Linked DNA regions of Homo sapiens: region 1 is linked to region 2. The links are chromatin loops, found by intact Hi-C in ENCODE. Cell type or tissue: PC-3. All regions are shown on one strand. Each heading gives the region's core, and the rest is flanking DNA. Links, peaks and the distances in the headings are about the cores only.

The links. Hi-C counts contacts between places; a loop is a spot of excess contacts. Peaks named below come from ENCODE experiments on the same cell type or tissue, not always from the same donor. Only the 100,000 strongest peaks of a DNase experiment are listed, where the experiment ranks them.
Region 1: a loop joins it to region 2, with 7 times the contacts of the local background. A loop is called at or near these places in 1 of 110 quality-filtered maps.

The regions. Positions count from the first base shown.
Region 1 is chr12:100,170,590-100,175,969 of GRCh38, reverse strand. It overlaps the pseudogene GOLGA2P5. Among named protein-coding and RNA genes, the nearest start is that of MIR1827, 17 kb to the left of the region's middle. In PC-3, for the core only: no CTCF peak of the experiment used is centred there; no DNase peak of the experiment used is centred there.
Region 2 is chr12:100,222,518-100,227,897 of GRCh38, reverse strand. It overlaps ACTR6 (actin related protein 6), which reads right to left. Exons shown (of 11, transcript NM_022496.5): 11 at 3,474-4,112. The coding sequence ends at 3,983. Among named protein-coding and RNA genes, the nearest start is that of ACTR6, 24 kb to the right of the region's middle. In PC-3, for the core only: no CTCF peak of the experiment used is centred there; no DNase peak of the experiment used is centred there; H3K27ac peaks cover 301 bases.

The DNA.
Region 1 (5,380 bases), core at 222-5,221, 52 kb after region 2:
AAACCTTTTATCTGTCATTGAAGTTACAAAAACTTTTTCCCAGTAAGTAATTTGTCATTTTGCTGTATTTTTTCTTTGCTTTTTGCTAGCCAAACTCCAAAGTCACATTTTACTTAATTTTTATCCTGCTGAATGAAAGCATTTTAACTTAGTGATTTTAGTGTAAACAGGAGCAGGACAGAATGTAATTATCTAGGTCTCGTTCTGTCACCCAGACTGGAGTGCAGTGGCATGATCATAGCTACTGCAGCCTCAAACTCTTGGGCTCAAGGGATTTTCCCGCCTCAGCCTCCCAAGTAGCTAGGACTACAGGTGTGTGCCACCACGCTCTGCTAATTTTTAAAATTTTCTGTAGAGATATGAATTCGCTATGCTGCCCAGGCTGGTCTTGAACTCCTGAGTTCAAGTAATCCTCCCACCTTGGCTTGCCAAAGTGCTGGGATTACATGTGTGAACTACTGCTCCTGGTTGAGAGTTTACTTTTGTTTGCTAGTGGTGTTCTTGGTATCTTTTCACATTTGAGGCTTTGGTGCTAGTGCTGAAGTATTACACTCACCATCTAAGGTTTACAGGGCTTGTGTTTTAATATCGAACAGATGAAACTGTTCTGCATCTTTGCAGGTATACAAAATGTGCCTACCAGGACTCTCCTTTGTATCCATTGAAAGCAAGAAGTAATAGAGTAAAATTTTGCCTGGCTAGAGGCTTTGAAAGAATGGAGTATTCTGGTTTAATTCTATTAACTTAGAATTATGAAGGTGAAAAAATTTCAAAACTTTTAATTTCATGTTGAATGCAATTTGAAAATATAACCAATGATTCCATTTTTTTTCTAATAAGTTTGGACATTCAGATCTACTTGATCTTTTATTATAGAACTCCTACTGTGCCTGAGACTTACATTGTGAAGATCCTTTTCTAAAACTTTAGATGTAAGAGGATGTAAATGGTATTGTGTGAGATCAGGCTGGATGAGAACTGTTACCTGTAAATACACTTTTTAGACTAAATCTCTGATTGCCACTTGTTTTCTAATTTAACTCATAAAAATAAAACACATTGGATGGAGGGTGGAAGTAGGAAGGAGATTTATGTCTTTTAATTGCATGTCATTGTTTCATATCAAGACAGAACATATAGCATCCCTGGCTTTGGACCTACAGAAGGAAACACATTTTTCTACCTGCTGTATGCCAGAGGTTCTTGAACACCTGGAGGGTTTATTGAAGCACAGATTGCTGGGCCCTACTCCAGAGTTTCTGATTCATCACTTCTAGGGTGGGGCCTGATAATTTGCATTTGTAAAAAGTTCTTAGCTGCTGCTGGTCCAGAGACTACATTTTTGAGAACCACTCTTGTACACTAACTAACTACAAATTGTAGAACTCTAGAAAAAAGCTTAGTTTGGTTTGGGATAAGAAGCACAAAGGTTATGGATCAAATCATGAAAGCTTCAACCATTGATACCAACCTAGTGTGGAATTCACATAACAAGCAATACACAATGACATAACACAGTTCTTGGTTTTCATGATTGTAAGTCATAGCCAACTATTGAGTGAGAAATTCAGATTCATTTACAAGGTTTAGAGATTCCAGGTGATTCTAGAAAAATAGAATTTAGTGATTAACCCCATGAGAGTAGGAGTTATTTATGTCCTTTTTCTCTCCCCTATCACTTAGCATTTAGCCTTACTTTAGAAGGGCCCTGTATTTGCTTTAAACTGTTAAGGAGCTTTGAATGCTTATTAAATTGAAAGCTTTGTTTATTTATTTATTTATTTATTTATTTAATTTATTTTTGTGAGTTGGAGTCTTGCTCTGTCACCCAGGCTGAAGTGCAGTGGCGCGATCTCGGTTCACTGCAACCTCTGCCGCCCGGGTTCAAGTGATTCTCCTGCCTCAGCCTCCCATGTAGCTGGAATTACAGGTGCCCACCCCACCACACCTGGCTATTTTTTGTATATTTTGTAGAGACAGGGTTTCACCATGTCAGCCAGGCTGATCTCGAACTCCTGACCTCAGGTGATCCACCTGCCTCAGTGTCCTAAAGTGCTGGAATTACAGACGTGAGCCACCATGCCCAGCCCAAAAGCTTTATGTTTTTAAAGATATTAGACATGTTTCTTGTGTAAAAAAAAATCTTAACAATAATGTAGGAGAATAAGAGAAACTTTTTCCAAAAAAGAGAAATCACTATGATTATTTTGTCTCATTGGAATGTTGGATAACGTAGTCTGCTTCATTAATCATCAAGCGTGCTATGGATTTTTCCATTTTTACAGGATTTGTACCTCAATTGATGGAATATTGGTAATTCTTCTACTCCATTTGAAGATGAAAAATAAAGGCCAAAATCATAGGCCTGGCACAGAAGCTGGATAATGAAGACAGCTCCGGAGGAACACATAGATACACACACATATAGACACACACATATATAAAGTACACAGACATATTATTTTTAAAGTTTATTTTTTAAAGTTTTAAAGTTTCTAAAATGAAAGCTGGCCCTGCCTCTCTCCCAGAGTGAGCGGAGACAGCGGTTGCATGAGCAGCTTTCCTTGTGAGGCCACAGGTCCCTCTGGACACGCTGCTGCCTGACCATGCCTCCTTTCCCTTTCAGCTTTCTCATAGACCAATGGGCTTGGAGCATTAAGGCCATACCCCTATTATGCATTCTAGTGCGACCTTGTTTACACCTCCCCTGGCTCAGTCACACAGCTGTGTGGTAGGCTACTAGAAGTGTTTAGTAGTTGTCACTGGGATCATGCTGATGTGGCCCCATCCCCGCCTCTCCCTGCCCTGTGATATCGGAGGAAACCTGACAGAGCAAATTGGCCATGGCCAAGAAAAAGGTAAATGCACCAGGTTGTGGCCCACCGTCCCAGGCTCCCTCCAATGGCAGGACTGCTGCCAGAGTCTGTGGCACTCCTGAGGCACACTGGGCTGGGCCCCACCCAGTGCCTCTGGGCTCCCCCAACCAAAATCTTGTCAGCCAGCCCCTCCCCCTCAGCAGCCCAGCCTCTGCCCTCACCAGTCGCACCAGGGTGACTTTGGGTGGGTGACTTCTGGGGCTCCCTGCTCCATACTCAGTCTTCACCTTCTGCTGCCCCAAGCCTGACCTCCCTGGGGTCTTTGGGCTGACATCTCCAAGGTCCTGGGTCCTGGCCCTGCACCCACCTCCCACATCTCAAAGTGGTGACTCGGGCCTCATGCTGATAGCCAGCCCCCACCCCAGGGAGGAGTAAAATATAGTGACATCACAGTCCCCCTAGGAACTGTCATTACTGCCACGAGACTGGCCTTTGATCTTAGGACCCAGTCCACTAAGTGTTCTCACCCTGCTTCTGGTTCCTCTGGTCACAGCACAGATTTCCAGCTGGAAGGGGAATGGGGACTATGGGATCTAGGAACGAAAGGTTTCAAGCTGCCTTACTCCCTTAGCATAGACATTGACAATGTGAAAAGCCCACACTTTCCCCATGAGCTCAAAACGTTGACAGTGTCTCTGGGTAGCAATAGGAGAATGGGTTTGGTTTGTTTTTCTCCCAGACTTCTACTCTCCAGAGAGTTTAGCTTTTTTTTTTTTTTTTTTGAGTTTTCCACCTCATATTCGAATTCTCCATGGTTCTGGGACCAGAATGCCCTTCAATCAGTGGTCTCTGGAGTAAGATCTGCTTATCTCCTGTGGAACAGATCTTGGGAAATTGAATTTGACAGTTTGAATCTTCCTAATATCATCTCAACCTAGGGTACTTTGAGTGCCTGGGGTTGTTGCTTCTTGGGGAAGTGCTAGCCTGACTAGTTGTCAGGAGCCCTGTATTTTTACCTTGATTGAGTCCCTAATTTGTTCTTTGATTCTGAACAAGCCACCTCTTCTCCTTGGGCTTGCATTTCCTGAGGAGGTAAAGTTAGAGAATATCAAAGGTCTCTGTTAGCTCTCAGAGTCCAAGGTTTAAAGGCCCACTAGAGCTGGGCATGGTTGCTCATGCCTGTAATCCCAGCACTTTGGGAGGCTGAGGCAGGCGGATCAGGAGGTCAGGAGTTCAAGACCAGCCTGGCCAACACAGTGAAACCCCGTCTCTATTAAAAATACAAAAATTAGCCAGGCATGGTGGCACGCACCTGTAGTCCCAGCTACTTGAGAGGCTGAGGCAGGAGAATCGCTTGAACTTGGGAGGTGGAGGTTGCAGTGAGTCGAGATGGTGCCACTACACTCCAGCCTGGGCAACAGAGCAAGACTCCGTCTCAAAAAAAAAAAAACAAAAACAAAAAAGCCCACTAGAATGAAAACCTCAGGGCCAAGGGCTCCTGTCTGTCTTTTTCTGTCTTGTATCCCTGCTATTAAGAACCATACCTGGCACATATGTGCTCAGTAAATGTTTGTTGAATGAATGCACCTTTCTAAATTACAAGCTGGCAGAAGGGTGGGCTTTTCTCACACTTCATCTCTAGAGGTTTATGTTACTGTCCCTTTGAGAGACTCCAGATTCAGACTTTCAGTTCTATGGCTGTGGGCCAAAACCAACAAAGACCCAAATCCTCTTTCCTTGGGAGCTTGAGGAGAGTTTACCAGTTCATGTTTCCACTGAGTCTGAGAACTTTGCCTTTAAAATCCATTCCTGGCTGCTGCCTACCCCTTCCTGATCTGGGGAATAGAGTCAAGGGTGCCATCCTCAGTCACCTTCTTTTAACTCTCTCTAAAGAAACAACAGAACCAAGAAATGGTGGATCAGTTGGAAGAAGTAACTCTTTGCTTACAACATGACTGCTGGGTTTGGGAGGCACTCAGATGTAGAGACCTCAGTCTTGTCTCACCTAGTCCAGCCTGGGGAAGAAGGCTCACCCCTCAGATTCCACCCCATCCCCATAAGGTCCCTGATAACTTGGTCCCATGGGTGGAACTGTCCTGGGGCATGTCCCTTGCTGTACCATCTCTGCCTCCCCCTAGTAAGAGCTCTGTCTTCCTCTTCCTATAGGAAAAGAAAGAGTGCCACCAAAAGCAGGGAGCCCTAAGGGAGCAGTTACAGGTGAGTAGAGAGTGTGAAGTTCCCTCCTGTCCTCTGGAGAATGTTTCTTCCCTTCTCTATCAGCTTTTGGCTTTTCTACCAAAGGTTCACATTCAGAATGTAGAAATCCTTGTATCAGAGAAAGCTGAGTTACAGCCTGGCTTACACTCAGCATGCTGCCAGGCAGAAAGAAGGTCGGAATCTGGGCACCCCATCATCCTTCAACTTGGCACTTTGACAGGCCATTAGGGGGAGTCCTTTGGGCCCCATCTGAACCTCTCTCATTCCAGGAGTCTGAGGATCTGGCCAGCCGCCTTTAGTATTCCAGGCAGTGTGTGGGAGAGTTGGAGCAGGCTCTCTGCTGTCTC
Region 2 (5,380 bases), core at 138-5,137:
TCTTTTTACAATAGATACAGTGACCCCATCAGTCCTTTAGAGGATATTAGTTTTTGTTTTTTCCTTTATTTTCTTCCCTTAGGGATTCATTCTTGTTAGATTTGGGGCCTCTCTGGTGATAAGTATCCCTCAAATATTTAATGCTTGGTTGTCTGCTCATTTTTTTTCATTTCTGAATTCCTGTTTACCCATGGGTGAATCCAAGTTTTTTTGTTTTTTTGGTTTTTGTTGTGTGTGTGTGACGGAGTTTCGCTCTTTTTGCCCAGGCTGGAGTGCAATGGCACGATCTCGGCTCACTGCAACCTCCGCCTCTCAAGTTCAAGTGATTCTCCTGCCTCAGCCTCCCAAGTAGCTGGGATTACAGGCACCTGCCACCACACCCGGCTAATTTTTTGTATTTTTAGTAGAGGCGGGGTTTCACCATGTTGGCTAGGCTGGTCTCGAACTCCTGACCTCAGGTGATCCACCCACGTCAGCCTCCCAAAGTGCTGGGATTACAGGTGTGAGCCACCATGCCTGGCCAATCCAAGTTCTAATTTGGTGTTTTGCCTCTGGTTGTTGGTGGGGGGTGAGAGGGAAACAAGAGGGAGATGTGCTGAGTTCCCTAGGGCCCTGCCCTGTCTGAATTCTTTCTAATGAGGTCCAAGCTCTTGGCTTTAATCAGAGTTCAGTGACACAACCCACTGCTCCGTTAAAATTTTTTTCTTACTTTGATGCCCTTAGGGGATATGAAATTATTTCAGGTTCTAGTCTTTCCTTTCCAACCTTTACACTTTAACCCCTTTTACTGCCCAGCCTCAATAACAAGACAGGGAATAGGGCACAGCTGTAGGTTTCAATCTTTTAGTGGCTAACCCATGATCTCCTTCTACTCTTTTTTTTAGACAAGATCTCACTATGTTGCCCAGGCTGAAATATAGTGGCTATTCACAGGTGAAGCTGTAGCACACTGCAGCCTCAAACTCCTAGGCTCAAGCAATTTTCCTACCTCAGCCTCTTGAGTAGCTGGGACTGCTGACACATGCCGCCATGCCCAGCCTTCTCCTACTCTCTGTATTTGTCCTGAGATTAAAATATCTCTGGAATTGTTCTTACCTCTTTGGTAGTTTTCTCCTGCCCTGATTTGGGATATGGGTTTTCTTGTTTCTCTAACAATCTAATCATATTTGTTTTCCATATTTTAGACACTTCTCCACATCAGTAGTACTCTTTTTGTTTACTAGAATTATGGATTTAATCTTACAAAAGATAACAGAATTTTGTCATGCACATAATATGGACTCTAATAAAATGAATACCCAGTGTCCAACATCTAGCTTGAGAAATACTATATCACAAATAGCATTGAAATGCACCCTGTGTATTCCTCCCTCATGTACCTCCCTCCCCCCTGCAGCGGACGTTTAATGTGACTTGGAACAGGTAGAGAAATAGGTGAACATGATCAGTTTGCTATGTTGAGGCAATCATTACTGAATTCAAAAATTCAAAAATGTTTTTCCACAACAATACATATCTTTAAAGTGTCACTCCAGTATTACTATTTAGAGCCAATTTTTTACGACCTATACTGTCTCCAGATAGAGCTAATATTAAAAGTGTTCTTTGAAATCAAACATATTAAAACAACATCTATATTTAGCAATAAAGTTTCAAAATTAGATAGGTGTTGAAATGGATGAAAGCTTTGATCCTAGTGATAACAGATTAGGGTTTATGTTCATTAATGTCAAAAATCAATTTGTAGGGCCAGGCACGGTGGCTCATGCCTGTCATCCCAGCACTTTTGGAGGCCGAGGCGGGTGGATCACGAGGTCAGGAGTTCGAGACCAACCTGGCCAACATGGTGAAACCCCGTCTCTACTAAAAATACAAAAATTAGCTGGGAGTGGCAGCATGCACCTATAGTCCCAGCTACTCAGGAGGCTGAGGCAGGAGAGTTGCTTGAACTCAGGAGGCGGAGGTGGCAGTAAGCCAAGATCCTGCCACCGCACTCCAGCCTGAGCAATGGAGTGATACTCCATCTCAACAAAAACACACACACAAAAACACCAATTTATAGTGGCTCCAAAATGAGCACTATGAGACCTAATTTATATAGAAATTAGTTTACTGTAATAAGCATGTGAAAACACACATACACACTATTCTCAGAAGAATGTAAACATCAGGCTGGGGCATGTTTGGGACAAAGGCAGCTTTGAGGAATGACCCATTTTCTCAAAGGAAAAACACCTGGTTGGCATTCTGCCATCCAGGATGAGGTCCAGACAGGTAATGGACTTTAAATGAGGACTTACCTTTTTACCTCCATTGACATCACCTTGAACTTCTAGCACAGTTATATTGTTTGGTTGCAAGAATTTCTTTTGTACCACCAGCATCTTCTTGCTGCACTGTCCACAGATTATATGCCAGTAACCGGGTATCACACAAACATGGTCACTTTGCAACTCTGCAATGATAACCAGTCTAGGCCTAGGAAGGAATGACCAGGCCCTAAAGCAATATAATCTATGACTGTAAGTGGACAGCTTTCACCCTGACCAGCATTCATCTTTTCACTTGAGTTTTCCTTGAGAGACTCTTTGACTCTAGGCCATCATAGCAGGATTGTCAATCAAAGTCCCTAGAGCCATAGGGTAGGAACATAATCCTAGTTAGGGGAAAACACTGCTAGAAATTTGATTCATGAGCACAATGACATAAGATAGAAAATACAGGAGCTGAGATATTTTGATGGCAGGGCTCTAGGACTGTCCCTGTTTCTGTAACTTAAGATTTCTAAAATTACTCTGGTTTTTATCTTTCTTAAGGCTGTGGACCCAGCTTTTCTTAGACTTTATAAGCTATCCTTTGTCCTGGATAAATTTTGTTCTGCTGAAGATATAGCCCAAATGAGTTTCTACTGCTTGCAATCAGAAAAGCGTACCTGATCCATTCATTGATGTCACTGTCAGCTGTTCCCTGAAATTGGAAAGCTGGAATCTAACACTTTAATGTTTATTATGGATCACTGTTTTGTTTTAAAAACAAAATGCTAACATTTGTATCAAGAGTGCTTGAACAGGCCAGGCGCGGTGGCTCATGCCTGTAATCCCAACATTTTGGGAGGCCAAGGCGGGCAGATCACTTGAGCTCAGGAGTTCAACACCAGGCTGGCCAACAAGGTGAAACCCTGTCTCTACTAAAAATACAAAAATTAGCCAGGTGTGGTGGTGGTGGCACACGCCTGTAATCCCAGCTACTCGGGAGGCTGCGGTAGGAGAATCGCTTGAACCTGGGAAGCGGAGGTTGCAGTGAGCCAAGATCACGCCGCTGCACTCCAGCCTGGGTGAGAGAACAAGGCTCCGTCTCAAAAAAAAAAAAAAAAAAAGTTCTTGAACAACCCTGAGTTAACTTCAAATCTCTTTTCATTCATCCTAAAAAAAATAGTACTTTTATGAGTGAAATAAGATATTCTGCCCACACAGTAGTGGCCAAAAAAACTTTATTAGCTTAGTCTCCACCCTTTTAAATGTACTCTAGGTACAAAATAAACATTATACACATATAAGATCAGTCTTTCCAACTTTAGAATGTATAAATAAGAATGACATTTTAAAATAAAATAGTTTAGTCACAGTCACACAAAACTACCTTCTAAGGAAAACTGTCCAGTGAAGCCGTTAAATTTGTGCTTTCAGCTATGAAGAATTAAACTTAAAATGCATTCATTCTTCTTTTAATGAAAAATAACCTACCCTTGGAAACAGCATAAGCATTGTTATGGTAGTCTAGCTCCTAAATGAAAATGTGGACTGAGTTACAGTTTACTGTAGTAACCTACCTAAGAAGCCTTTGAAAATTAGCAATCGATCAAAGTATTTACATAAATTCAAGCCTTTTTCTTAGGACAAAAGGTAACACAGTTCCTTAACCTCTTTTAAAAGGAACTTTGAAATTAAACCTTATGGTCACAACTTTCATTCAAAAATGTTGCTTAAATATCAAATTTCTCTTCACAGACGCTATGTCCATTTTCTTCGTAATCTTCTCTTGTTACCACCATATCTTCAAAATCATCATTCTCTGATATCAATTTTCCACCTTCCCAGGCATAAGTAATAGGGCTGAAAATAAAGGTATAAATGAACCCAGATGATTTTACAGGAAAACTGAAATGCCTGAAACATAAATTACTATTAGGTTGGTGCAAAAGTAATTTGTGTTTTTTTTGCCATTAAAATGTGGCAAGCTCTACCCAACCCAACAGAAAATTGTTTAAGGTACAGAAATAAGCATACATTTCATATGAGTAGAGCAACCCAAAAAGGAAAGGAACCTTGTTTACCGCTACAAAATAGTAAATGTTCCTTTTTCCCTATGTCCTGAATTTATGGACCCTCTAATTCTAAAGAAAAAACAAGGATATAAGCAAAAGATCAAAAGATGCCTAAAAGGAAAAACTGTCATACTGAGTCTAAATTCTGTATGTGGCAAAGATATGTCATCTCAATAATTCTCATAGCAACTCATAAAATAGCTATTACTCCCACTTTCTTTCTTTTTTTTTTTGAGACGGAGTCTCACTCTATCGCCCAGGCTGGAGTGCAGTGGCACGATCTCAGCTCACTGCAACCTCTGCCTCCCAGGTTCAAACGTTTCTCCTGCTTCAGCCTCCGAAGTAGCTGGGACTACAGGCACATGCCACCACACATGGCTAATTTTTTTTGTATTTTTAGTAGAGGTGGGGTTTCACCATGTTGGCCAGGCTGGTCTTGAACTCCTGACCTCAGGTGATCCACACACCTCGACCTCCCAAAGTGCTGGGATTATAGTTGTGAGCCACCACACCCAGCCTACTCCCACTTTCTAGATTTGAAAAATGAGGCTCAGAGAAGTTAAGTCTGGAACTAGAATTTAGGCTGGAACTAGGATTTAACTCAGAACTGTTTTCACAGTCTGTGCTTTTGCTGATAGACTTTGTTGCCTCTAATAAATGAAACAGAAAACATAGTGTATGATAAACAATTATGTGGGAAGACACAGACAATAGGTAAAATTAGAGCAGGTAAAACATCTAGTTTGGTTTTGCTATCTACAACCAAGGTTATACTATGTGTTATGACTCAATTCTGTTTCTACTATTCTTTTTCCCCAGTTTAGAGTTTCAAATCTGAAAAAGGTAAAGAAAAATGTTAAATCAATATTTTCTAGCCAAGTATGATGGCATATACCTGTAGTCCTAGCTACTTAGGAGGCTCAGGCAGGAGGATTGCTTGGACCCAGGAGTTCAAAGTTGCAGTGAGCTATGATCACACAAGTGACAGAGGGAGACTTTGTCTCTATTAAAACAAAGGTCGGTTATGGTGGCTCATACCTGTAATCCCAGCACTTT